2 separate regions of the Homo sapiens genome follow, and region 2 is linked to region 1. Evidence: read pairs that join two places in POLR2A ChIA-PET (ENCODE). Cell type or tissue: OCI-LY7. All regions are shown on one strand. Links, peaks and the distances in the headings refer to the core of each region. The heading gives the core; the rest is flanking DNA.

Region 1 (6,616 bases), core at 1,393-5,392:
TCCTTGGCCCCTTCTGTTGCTTACACTCCCACCTCTCCTCCATTGCATGCTTGCAGCTCCAAGTTAGGTGTTACTGCTTGGGAGATCATTTAACAATTATCTCATCCTACCCGAGCTTCAAGCAGCTCACCCTGCCATCCATAGTCAATGTTTTTTTATTCTCCTGGTGAAATGATTTGTGGCCATGCCATGCAGAGCCACATTGGAGCCTGAGGCAAAAGGAAAAATCAGTAATAGTGAACCTGTGTTTATTTATATATTTATTTTTTAGATGGGTCTCACTCTGCTACCCAGACTGGAGTACAGTAACATGATCACAGCCCATTGCAGCCTCAACCTCCTGAGCTCGAGGGATCCTCCCACCTTAGCCTCCCAAGTAGCTAGGACTACAGGTGCATGCCACCAAGCCCAGATAATTTTTATATTTTCTATAAAGACAAGGGTTGCCCAGGCTAGTCTTGAACTCCTGGGTTCAAGCAATCCACCCTCCTTACCTTCCCAAAGTGCTGGGATTACAGGAGTGAGCCACTGCACCCAGCCTGATCTTGCTGTCACCTAGGCTGGAGTGCAGTGGCCAAATCAGAGCTCACTGCAGCCTCAACCTCCTGGACACAAGCAATCTTCCGGCCTCAGCCTTCCAAGTCACTGGGATTAGATGTGAGCCACCATGACAGCAAAATGTTTATATTTTATGTATCATAGATTTTTGCATTCATTTCCATTAGAAAAATTTTTGCATTAAAAATTTTCTTGATAACTGAGTTTTTGGAGCCCCCTTACATTTTTGCACTCAAGGCAAGTGCTTCACTAGCTTTACCCTAGCCGTAGGCCTGATCTTTGAAATGGTTTCTTTACTGCCTTTCTCCCCCACTGGCCTTGAAGCTTGGTGAAGTCAGGGAGAGGCTCTCATTGTTCACTGCATTATTCCCAGTGCTCAGCCTATCACCTGGTACAGAGTTGGCATCCTGTAAATGCTTGCTGAGTTAATAAGTGACAGGTATCTCTTCTTATCTGTATTTTTTTCCTCTTGATTAAATCAGAAGCTTCAGCTACCACACCTGTCCAAGATAGAGTTCACTGCTTCCTCATTCAGCTTAGAAACAAAGCCAGGTTGGCGAGGCGGTTGACTTCCTCCCTCCCTCATCTCTTGGCCCTGCCGGCCTCCTCTTACGTTAGCTCAGTTTCTGCCTCAATCAGTTCATCAAAATCCCTTTGGGTTCCTTGACTACATTTTTACTTTTGAAACACGTCTATCACAAAAAGAATTTTCCAGTGTCTTGGAGCTATCTTCCTGTCAAATAAGATAGAATTAGAGAATAACTGTAAGGGTCATCTACAACATCCCTCTCAACCCATTCTGTGCACAGGCACCTTGTTCACTGGCATTTCTGTCACCGTAGGTCTGGGGCACATCCTGACAGCAGGCATTCCTAACAAGCTCTCAGGCGATGCCATTGCGGCTGGTTCCCAGGCCACGCTGAGCAGCGTGAATGTAGACCAGTGTTTCCCAACTTTCCCCAATGATATGAATCACCTGGGCACTAAAAAATAAAGCTTCCCAGACTCCTCCCCTGGAGATTCGAATTCAGCGGGTCAAGGACAGATCCTAAAGATTTTTCTTTTCAACAAGTACCCGGGCTAATTCATCTCTTCAGAAAACTGGGGCAACACTGACGGAGTCCAACACCTTCCTCTCAAGAGAATATCACAGGTGTGGCCCAGCACCGCCAGGGAAAGAGCTTCCCCTACCTTGCCGTACCTTCTCCCCTCGCTTTCTTCCCTGGAAGCCATAGAGAGCAAATCAAACACATCAGCTATCTGAAGACAGTCTGCAGGAGACTGTGAGCCCCTTGAGGGCAGAAGTTGTAATGTATTTTTAGGTTTTGTTATGTGGTTATTTTAGGTTTCTCATTTTAAAGATATTTTATAAGAGTATAAAAGCAGTGCAACAATGCAAAGATATGTAAAGAGAAAGCTGGTCATCCGTCTCCCCGCACCCACCTTCTTCCCCACCCCAGCGACCCGAAGTGAAGATTGGTAACAGCCTGGCAACGTTATTCCTTCGAACATAGACAAGCATTTATCCACACTCAAGGCTTTTGTTTGCTTGTTGTTTTCACCAAAGTGGAACCATCGTATATATATTACTCTACAACTTGCTCAACTTGCTTGCTTTTTGTTTCTGTTTTTGCTTCTTTTTTTTTTTTTTTTTTTTTTTTTTTGTCTTAGTGACTTATTCGTATCCTTACATGCTAAAAGATATGGATCTTTTTTCTAATTTCCTTTTTTTTTTTTTTTTTTTTTTTTGAGAGAAATCTCGCTCTTATCCCCCAGGTTTGAGTGCAATGGCTCGATCTCGGCTCACTGCAACCTCCGCCTCCTGGGTTCAAACGATTCTCCTGCCTCTGCCTCCCAAGTAGCTGGGATTAAGTCGCCTGCTACCACACCAGGCTAATTTTTGTATTTTTTAGTAGAGATGGGGTTTCACCATGTTGGCCAGGCTGGTTTCAAACTCCTGACCGCAAGTGATGCGCCCACCTCAGCCTCCCAAAGTGCTGGGATTACAGGCGTGAGCCACTGCTCCCAGCCCTTTTTTCTAATTTCTGTATGCCTATTATACAATATTTTTTTATAAATAGAAGTATACATGCTGGAGGGGTTAGTGCAATCTTTTTCCTCCTCTTGTTACTTGGGTCAATGCCCTCTCCCCTGACCCATGTTCATAACCAGGAGTGTAATTCTGAAGTTTTTCTATAGTCATATATACTACCATATACAGACATCCCCAAAGAGAAGGGACTTGTTACTGTTTCACAAACATGTAATTATACATTCTTTTCAGCAAATTGATTTCCTTACTCAACAATATGAGCTGAAATATTTCTGGGTCAATTGGTACAGATCTTATTATTTTTTAATTTTTTTCTTAATTTTTTAGAACTCCAGTCTGTTGTCCAGACTGGAGATCAGTGGCCCTATCACAGCTCCCTGCAACCTCAAACTCCTGGCCTCAAACAAAATGCTTGGATTACAGGTGTGAGCCACAGTACCCAGCCTCACTACTTTTGATGATTGCATAATATTCCCCATTGTAGACAGAACCTTAATTTATTGTCAGTCTCATACTGATGTGCCTTCACTTTTCTCCAGCTTTTTGCCTTTCTGAAAAGTGCTGCATTTAACATCCTTATACATGTATTCTCATATACCTATTTGTGGGAAATATTTCTAGTAGTATAATTTTTTTTTTTTTTTTTTGAGACAGAGTCTCGCTCTGTCACCAGGCTGGAGTGCAGTGGTACAATCTTGGCTCACTGCAACTTCCACCTCCCAGGTTGAAGTGATTCTCCTGCCTCAGCCTCCCGATTAGCTGGGACTACAGACGCATGCCACCATGCTTGGCTAATTTTTTCTATTTTTAGTAGAGACGGGGTTTCACCATATTAGCCAGGATGGTCTCCATCTCCTAACCTCGTGATCCACCCACCTCGGCCTCCCAAAGTGCTGGGATTACAGGCGTAAGCCACCGCCACCGTGCCCGGCCCTTTTTTTTTTTTTTTTTTTTTTTTTTTTTTTTTTTTTTTTGAGATGGAGTCTCGCTCTTTTGCCCAGGCTGAAGTGAAGTGGCGTGATCTCGGCTCACTGCAACCTCCACCTCGCGGGTTCAAGCGATTCTCCTGCCTTAGCCTCCCGAGTAGCTGGGACTACAGGCACCGCCACCGTACCCGGCTAATTTTTTTTTGTATTTTTATATTTTTAGTAGAGACGGAGTTTCACCATGTTAGTCAGGCTGGTCTCGAACTCCTGACCTCAGGTGATCCGCCCGCCTCGGCCTCCCAAAGTGCTGGGATAGTAGTAGAATTTTTTAAGTCAAATGATATATATTTTTAAATTGAATAGATGTTGCCACATTGCTTTCCTAAAACATTATCACAATTTGCACTTCCACCAGCAGTGTATGAACACCTATTTCCCACTCCCTACTTCTTTCCAAGGCAGAAATATTTATTGCTCATTTTAGTTTTTGCTAGTCTGCTGGGTGCAAGTTGTGACTTCATTGTGACTTTACATTTCCCTGCCTACTGCTGAGATTGAGAATCTTTGCATATGTTTATTGAATTTGCTTTACTGTGAATTAATTGTTCAAATCCCATTTTCTTTTAGAACGCTTCTGTTTCTTGCCAGTTTGTAAGAACTACATATTTTATGACATATAGTAACCTTTTATTGTTCAGCTTCTTTGCAAATAACTTTCTAAGTTAATTTCTCTATTGATTTTAGCTACGGGTTATTTTATTTTATTTTATTTTATTTTATTATTTTATTGAAACAGAGTCTTGCTCCATCTCCCAGGCTGGAGTGCAGTGGCATGATCTCAGCTCACTGCAACCTACCTCGCGGGTTCAAGGTTATTCTCCTGCCTCAGCCTCCCGAGTAGCTGGGATTACAGGCATGCACCACCACCTCTGGCTAATTTTTGTATTTTTGGTGGAGACGGGGTTTCACCATGTTGCCCAGGCTGGTCTCAAATTCCTGGCCTTTAGTGAGCCGCCCACCTCGGCCACCCAAAGTGCTGGGATTACAGGCAAGAGCCACCCCACCCAGCCTTGATTTTAGTTATAGTATTCTTTGCTGTACAGTAGTTTAATTTCCTTTAGGTCAAAAAAAATCTAACATTTCTATTATATGGAATTTCTGACTTGAAGTCACCATTGAAATGCAAATTGTTGAAAATAAATATTTTCTTCTGAGATTTTTGGTTTTGTTCCTTAAAAGCCTTAATCCATCTGAGATTTATTTTTGTATATAGTGTGAGATAGAATGACAACTTAATTTTCTTCTATATGGATACAAGTGGAGCCAACGTTATTTATTAAACTTTTTCATGCTGAATTGAGATCCCACTTGTATCATAAATTTAAAGTACATGTGAACTATTTCTTAATCCTCTGTTTTGCCGCATTGATCTCTTTATTTCTATTTCTCATTATTTCTATTGTAATCACACTTAATTGATTGCAAGCATCTAGTCTTTCATACAGACTTTACAGTAATTTCCCAAAAATCTCTATTTCCCAAAAATCAAATATTCTAATTGGGTGGCACATGAAATATAGAAATTAGTACAAATGCCAGGTGCAGTGGCTCACACTTGTAATCCCAGCACTTTGGGAGGCCGAGGCGAGTGGATCACGAGGTCAGGAGATCGAGACCATCCTGGCCAACATGGAGAAACCCCATCTCTACTAAAAATACAAAAAATTAGCCAGGTGTGGTGGCGGGCGCCTGTAGTTCCAGCTACTCGGGAGGCTGAGGCAGGAGAATGATGTAAACCCGGAAGGTGGAGCTTGCACTGAGCGGAGATTGCACCCCTGCACTCCAGCCTGGGCGACAGAGCGAGACTCTGTCTCAAAAAAAAAAAAAAGAAATTAGTAAAAAAAGAACCAACTTTTTTATTATGTCATCCAGAGGGACATTGTATGTTTTTCATTTGTTTGGGTCTTGTTTCATATCCTTCAATAAAAGTTCATGTTTTTTTTTTTTTCCTAAGTATTTTAATTTTTTGTCACGAGTGTGATGGAACCCTTCATTCCATTCCATTTCTATCTCATAGGGCTTATTACTAGTATAAAGAACAGCTTTTGGTTGTTTATTCTATATTTGTCCACCTTATCCAATTAATGATATTAATTCTATTTGTTCTTTTTTATACTAGAATTTTACGTTGTACAACCACTTCGTCACCAACAACCACAGTTTATATTGTTTATTTCATTTTTTTTCACCTTTCTGGCAACCCAAGTTGACCTCAAGTGATCCACCTGCCTCGGCCTCCCAAAGTGCTGGGATTACAGCCATGAGCCACTATGCTGGGCCTCTTCCTTCTTTATTCATAGATTACAATATGTTGATAGACTTCCTGATATTGAGCCACATTGCATTTTTTTTTTTTTTTTTTGAGACAGAGTCTTGCCTGTTGCCCAGGCTGGAGTGCAGTGGCACGATCTCTGTTCACTGAAACCTCTGCCTCCCAGGTTCAAGTGATTCTCCTACCTCAGCCACCCAAGTAGCTGGGACTACAGGCACCCACCACCACGCCCGGCTAATTTTTGTATTTTTAGTAGAGACAGGGTTTCACCATGTTGGCCAGGATGGTCTCGATCTCTCGACCTCGTGATCCTCCCACCTTGGCCTCTCAAAGTGCTCGGATTATAGGTGTGAGCCACCGCGCCCGGCCCGTGTTTGCATTCGTGGAGTAAACCTTCCTTGCTTACCATGTATTTTTTTTTTTTTTTCATAACTTTGCTGGACTTTCCTTGATTTTATTTAGAATTTTGCCTTTATTTTCATAAGTGAAATTTTTGTTTTTGTTTTTGTTTTTGGAGAGTCCTGCTCTGTCACCCAGGCTGCAGTGCGGTGGCACAATCTTAGCTCATTGCAACCTCCACCTCCTGGGTTCAAGCGATTCTTGTGCCTCAGCCTCTTGAGTAGCTGGGATTACAGGCACCAGCCACAAGGCCCAGCTAATTTTTGTATTTTTAGTAGGGATGGGGTTTTGCCATGTTGGCCATGCTGGTATCAAACTCCTGGCCTCAAGTGATCCGCCCCACAAAGT
Region 2 (6,616 bases), core at 1,204-5,203, 110 kb before region 1:
TAACGCTGCTCTCCACGGCTGGGAAACCCAGGCTCTGATGGGTGACATCACTTGTTCAAGGTCACTCAGCCAGTAAGGGCCAGGCTGGGCTGCAAACTCAATGGCCCACTGCAGAGCTCACACAGGTCCATTTCCTACTCGCCATGATGTTTTCCAGGGAGAGTTTAGAGAAGCTCTGGAGCTGGGAAAAGAGGGCAGCTGTTAGAGAACAGCCAGCGAGAATGGGAAGTCAGGAGACCCAGAGCTCAGGAACAGACTTCCTTGGCAGGTGGCGTAGTCCCATGGCCTCTTTAGCTCTCAGTTTTCTCATCTGCAAGAGGACAATGGGCCAGATTGGTGCTTCTCTGAGAGAAAGTACCAGTGGTTTTGACCAAGGGACTGACCCGAACATGGCATGTAAGAGGGGTTTGTTTGGGGTTGGTCCACAGGATGGTTACAGAGGAAGGAAGAAAGCCACCAAGGCCAATTTGAAGATGTGCAGAAACCCAGAAGTGAGGTGAGGACGGCAGTTCTCAAGTGCAGAGCTTGAAGTGGTCACTGCTGGGAGGGAGACGTCATAACAAGACCCAGGAAACACTTCAAAGGAAAAACTAACAGCATTTAAAGATTGGCTGCAATAGTAACAATAAAAAAAGCTAACATTTACTGAAGGCTATACCAGTTATCCCACCAAGTGCTCAACTACCAATCCTCACAGCAGCCAGCTGCAGGAATTATCATTGCTCCCACTTTATAGATAAGGAAACTGAAGTTTATAGAGGCAGAGAAACTTGCCCAAAGTCACAAAGCTGGCAACTCCCAGAGCCAGGATTTGAACACAGTCTCAGTACAGAGCCTATGGTTTCTTTGTTTTTGAGACAAAGTCTCACTCTGTCACCAAGGCTGGAGTGCAGTGGCTCGATCTTGGCTCACTGCAACAATTGCTTGGCTCCCTGGTTCAAGCGATTCTCCTGCCTCAGCCTCCCGATTAGCTGGGATTACTGGTGTGCACCACCATGCCAGGCTAATTTTTGATTTTTTTTTTTTTTTAGTAGATATGGAGTTTCACCACATTGGCCAGGCTGGTCTCGAACTCCTGACCTCAAGTGATCTGCCTGCCTTGGCCTCCCAGAATGCTGGGATTACAGGGGTGAGCCACTGGGCCCCGCCACCTATGTTCTTAATCCCCGTGCAACTCTGCCTCCTATCTATGTGCCGAAGAAAGGAACAACACTCCCCTCCAGACCTCTGCCTTTCACACCCATTGGCCTTGGATGCCCTTGTCTCCCCCCGGTTCCGATTCCCTTCAAATTCCAGCTCCTTTAAACTTTCACACCTTACTCTGTCCACCCCTCCACACCTGCCTCGTGCTGTCCCCCCGCCCCCACATCCCACTCCACCCCCACAGTTCAAACCTGCTCATGGAAGTCCTGGAATGTGTTTTCTCCCTCATCCTCAGTCCCACCCATCACACAGCCTGCACTGGATCATCCAAGTTACATGCCAAATGTCTGTACCCCTCTGTGTCCAAGTGAGGCCCACCTTCCTCTTTGCTTCTGTCATCTATTTTCCTGTTTCTTGCATGCATTGCACTGTGTTCATTATGTCTATTGTTGACTGCTTGTTCATATTTCCACCTTCCCTATAGGATCGTGAGTGCTTTGAAGGCAGAGAGAGGCTGGGCCTTAGTACAGTCTGTTTGCAGCACATGGCATATAGTGGATGCTGGAGAAATGTTGATGACTGAATTGACATGATTGATTGATTGGATCAAATGAATGAACACAAGAATAAATGAACATCGGGATCCAGGAAAGGGGTCCTTCTGGCACCAACCCTATTCTGTCCCCCTAAACAGTATTACATTTAGTGTTTATGATAAAGGCTTTCAGCACCTTTTTGAAGAGTTGGTACCACTGGTCCACTTTCTGCCCTGCCCTTAATCCATCCAATTGGTTTAGATACTCACACATACATTCTTTCTTTCTCTCTCCTTCCCTTACTGGACCCCAGACCAAAGCCAAAGAAATAAATGTCCCCTCTCCTGCTCTGTTTCCACTTAGATAAATTAATCCTCAGCATGAGAGGAACCAAAGCCAGCACCTTAGAAGTCAGGCTCCTGTCAGCTCGGTTTGCTCACCTGCACACAGCCCTTGACTTCCTCCTCCTGTGTGGGAGGAGCACAGCCCTGACTCAGAGGCCACTCCAGGCAATCCTCTCCTCCCAGGCAATCCTATAAGGAACCCACTGGCTGAGCTCTGGCCTCTCGGCAGAGGGGGCAGGCCTGAAGAACCCTTTCCAAGACCAGCTGAGCTCTGCTGGTCCGCTGGGCCCTGCCTGCAGAGTTATTGGCGGAGTTATTCTTGGTGCTCATTAGCACTGCACAGGCTGTGGATTATTCCTTTATTGCTAAGTGGCCCCCAGAACACTGCAGACTCATCCCTCCTTTTGAAGTCCTTGTAAAAGACTCCAAGAAGTCGATTCCAATCTCTTCTCTCCCAGCGTGGACTGCCCCTGGAGCAGCACTGGGGGTGTGTGGCTGTTAGAGTGGCAGCCAAGGGCCAGCTCCCCAGTGAAAGGTGATATTGTGCTTCTACCGCACACCTGCACGTTGGGATGGTGTTTGCCTTCCGGCCTGACTGCTCTGTTCTCATCTTCCATGGACATGGAGGTGGGAGGGGAACTTATGTGTCATTCACTCCAGGGTCCTGATGGCCACTTGCGTAGAGCAAAGAATGTTGGTAGGGCCTGCAGTCTAGGTTCTAGCTTCAGTGAGCTCTGGGGCCTCGGGAAAAGGGCTTGATCCCTCAGAACATCTGCAGGAGTCTGTGACCCAGACCACACCAAGCTTTCAGAAACTGCTCTGCTCTTTTACTCTCCCACTCCTCTCCACCCTCTCAAGCTGTGCTATATCCACAATGCACCAGCCCAGGCTGACTCAACTTCCCGCCCACTGCTCCCCTTTAAGCTACAGCACCCACCATTTTGCCCCAAACTCGTCTATCCTACCTGAGCTCCTGCAGCCAGACTGGGTCACCCATGCCCCTCCTCTAACCAGGAAAGAAAGGAAAGAATCCATCAGGTCTTTTCTGTGTCCTGAGATTGCGCAGGTATTCACCCGCTCCACTCCCATCTCCTTGACCTCTTTCTTGCCCTGTTTCTCGGCGACCTAGGCATTGGGTCCTGGTCAGTTTTCCACTTTTCCATCACTCCCTTAGGACCCCTCAACCTCTCTGCTCATCAAAAAAGTCCAATAAAGGCATTCATCTCTTTGAATACTTAATTTTACAGTACCTCTTGCATAACTTTCAAGTTTGAGGTCAATACAAATAAAATCATTTAAAATGTCTGATATTAAACACTTCTGACCCGAAAAGCAAAAAGCCTTTTAACAGATAGTTACATTGATACAAGAGTCCACAATGACAGGTTTCAAAGATGAAAGTAATGGATCAGTAAATAGAACAGTAGAGAAAACACAGATGAAAGGCAAATAACCCCACCTGAAAAATCCAAAGCTTTCATTTTTTTTGAAAAAAAAATTGTCAAAAGCACTGTATTATTTTTTAAAATCATGATAAAAGGAGCATGCACCTGTCACCCTCCCAACCCCCTCTATACTTGCCCCTTTCTATCTTTAAGTGCTGTGGTCTTTGTGGTGACTTTATTGGCTCAAGTTTCCTAGGCTGGTACTCTCAGAGCCTGGTTTCCTAGGAGCAGTACTCATAACGCAGGTGCGATGGACACCTGTAGGTGGGTAGTGCCGCCTGTGTGAACCAACTCGGCTCCAAAGAGCCTAACTCCCTATCTGCATGGTTAATCCAATCAAAGCCCAACCTGCTTTCCCACACAACAGAGTTCAACAGAGCTTTTCATTAAAGCAACACATCATAGCAAATACTTAACTAGTACAAATAAAGCATTTTATTTAAAGCAAGGTTTAAAGACATATAAACATTAAGCATCAGAGCTCCATTCTTTAGTTGCTATTCATCACAGCTTATGCCAGTCCTTGAATTCTGTCTAACTTGGGTAGTAGCCAATTTTCTAACTCACCTTCAACTTCTTGGGATGAGTCCTTCCCGGGCTCCTTGTTTTTCTAGAAATTTCAGTGGCTTGACCACACATCAAAACACACAGGGTGGCCAGGCATGGTGGCTCACACCTGTAATCCCAGCACTTTGGGAAGCCAAGGCGGGCAGATCATCTGAGGTCAGGGGTTCAAAACTAGCTTGGGCAACATGGTGAAACTCGGTCTGTACTAAAAATACAAAAGTTAGCTGGGTGTGGTGGTGTGCACCTGTAGTCCCAGCTACTCAGGAGACTGAGGCAGAAAAATCGCTTGAACCTGGGAGGTGGAGGTTGCAGTGAGCCAAGACTGTGCCACTGTACTCCAGCCTGGGCAACAGAGTGAGACTCTGTCTCAAAAATGGGGAGCGAGGGGGGAGCCCACCACACAACAAAACATATAGGGCTTCTCATCTAAAGTCCGAATAAAAGAATAATACTATGGCTGGTTTGCACTGGAGGAAAGAAAAGCCCTATCACTGCTACCTTACTTTTCTGATGTTTTGGGTTCCTATGTCTTATCCCCTCAGGAACCAGGGGAAAAAGAAGATTCTGTGTCAAGTGCACCCTACATCTGTCCATGTCACCCCCCTTCTTCCAATCAGAACAACTCATTTCCCCCACTTGACTGCTCCCCTAATCTTTGCACCTTGGAGCAGGATGTGTTTATTGATTGATGGATATTTACTTATAATTGGTACCTCTTATGAAAGCCAACAGTTTTTACATCTGGCTTTTAACACAGACTGTGCTCTTCAATAGTCTTAGTGTAGACTGAAGGTTTTTCAAATTCACATTTTTAGAAAAGAGTTCCATTAAATTCCACATGAACAACAGAAAAAAATTTAAATGGGACATTACAGTGATCAATTATAGATTGTAGGACATGACTGACATGTAGGGCTGGGCTGGGAGGAAGAGACAAAGACCAAATGCTCAACCAAGGGCAGAGGTGAGGTGTAGATTACGGGTCAGAACCGTAACATAACGGATGGAGTCCCAAGTGAATCCAGGAAGTTGGAGGAAGCAGGTAAGTACTTGGGTTAGGCATTCACAGGCCTAGGAAGTCAGCTGGGGCAGGAAGGCTCAGACAAGGCAAGGGGACCAGGAAGCTTGGACCCGTCCTGGGAAGATAGAGTCCAAGAGGGCAGTCATCACCGGTCCCACACTAAAAGCATCAAAGCTCTCTAATCTTCTGTCTTCTCTACTCTCTCTGGTGTGTTGTCAAGGAAGGAATAGGTACGTGGGAAACTAGGGAGACAATCATAGCCCTCGATGTCTACCGTTTCTAATTAATACAGGGCAGAGGAATTAGATCTTTTGGTAGAGATCTAAAATTCCTCTGAAGTTCTATCAAGCCCCATCTCCTGATGATTCAGTGCTAGTTCTAAAATAGGAAAACTTACTTCCAAAACCAACAGATGTTTGGGCTGTCATCATTATGCCTGTACTAAACTCACTTGTGATTTCACTGTGAAGTCCTGTCTGTGTAATTTATTAGGAATCATTTATGTAAGATTATGTAGAAAATGTTACTAGTCGTGAGATATCTATCCATCTCAATGATTTGACTTTTACAGCAATGCGATGGGACGTGCTGAGGGACCATTTGGTCAACTTTCCACCTAATGGTGGTGTGATTAGAACTCCTAGCGGGTGACTCATAGAGAGTGATTAGAAGTAAAAAGGTTCTGGAAATTCCCCCACACTCTTTAAGGCAGCCTTTGTCAGGTGTCTTAGTTTCGTGAAAGGTAGACTGATGTTTTCCATCTGGTATACAAAACATTTTCTAAGTAGTTATAGAACCTTGAACAAGCCACTTAGCTCTCTGGGCCTGAGTTTTCTCATCTTATAAAATTAAATCCATCAATAGATCACATGATCTCTATGGCTTCTTTATTCTAAGGATGTATGGTAATTTTAAACACTTGGTTAGCCATCTTGACCAAACTAGCATCACAGGTAAGAAACAAGCTGCGAAGACCAAAATTCTTCTCTGGTTTATACACTCTGGGTCAGAGGCAACCACTTTCTATGTTGTTTGGGCTACTTTTCCCTAAACACATAATGGCTTTGTCTGCATCAAAGGTCATCTTCTATTTTCCTGCCCATTCATATGACCCCATAAGACCTTCCAGCATCTCAGTCAGCTGAGCATTTTACCTCCTGCAAAGCACATGGTTTCCTTCTTCTCTTTGCAGGTCATATGAAATGCTCACACAGTACTTACTGTAATCACTTCGTAAAGTTGATTTTCACATATCTTCATCCAGAAAATTATCCCAACTGTTATATATAACTTTATTCTAATTGAATAATTCCAGTTTTCAAGACACTTTTCAGACACCCATTGTCTTGTCTGAATCCTCATGACAACCTCATTTTTTTATAGATTATACAGCATTCCTACTTATATATAATAGTTATAACTTTTTATTCCTAATAAACTTTGGCATGACGTTTCATCAGATTCTGATAGTTTCTTTTGTTTTTCATTCATTGCATTCCCATCCAAATGTTTACTGACCCTGGGAAATAAATCCAGTAGACCAATGAAGCATGAATCCAA

What was found. Peaks named below come from ENCODE experiments on the same cell type or tissue, not always from the same donor. Only the 100,000 strongest peaks of a DNase experiment are listed, where the experiment ranks them.
Region 2: POLR2A ChIA-PET joins it to region 1 with 5 read pairs; 6 of 35 experiments call an interaction of 5 or more read pairs at or near these places.

What each region holds. Positions count from the first base shown.
Region 1 is chr15:58,573,793-58,580,408 of GRCh38, forward strand. No RefSeq gene overlaps it. Among named protein-coding and RNA genes, the nearest start is that of LIPC-AS1, 78 kb to the left of the region's middle. In OCI-LY7, for the core only: no CTCF peak of the experiment used is centred there; no DNase peak of the experiment used is centred there.
Region 2 is chr15:58,460,569-58,467,184 of GRCh38, forward strand. The region is part of intron 1 of LIPC (lipase C, hepatic type); the gene reads left to right. The region is part of intron 2 of LIPC-AS1 (LIPC antisense RNA 1); the gene reads right to left. Among named protein-coding and RNA genes, the nearest start is that of LIPC, 32 kb to the left of the region's middle. RefSeq lists a silencer at 3,576-3,665. In OCI-LY7, for the core only: no CTCF peak of the experiment used is centred there; a DNase peak (open chromatin) is centred at 3,683; H3K27ac peaks cover 392 bases.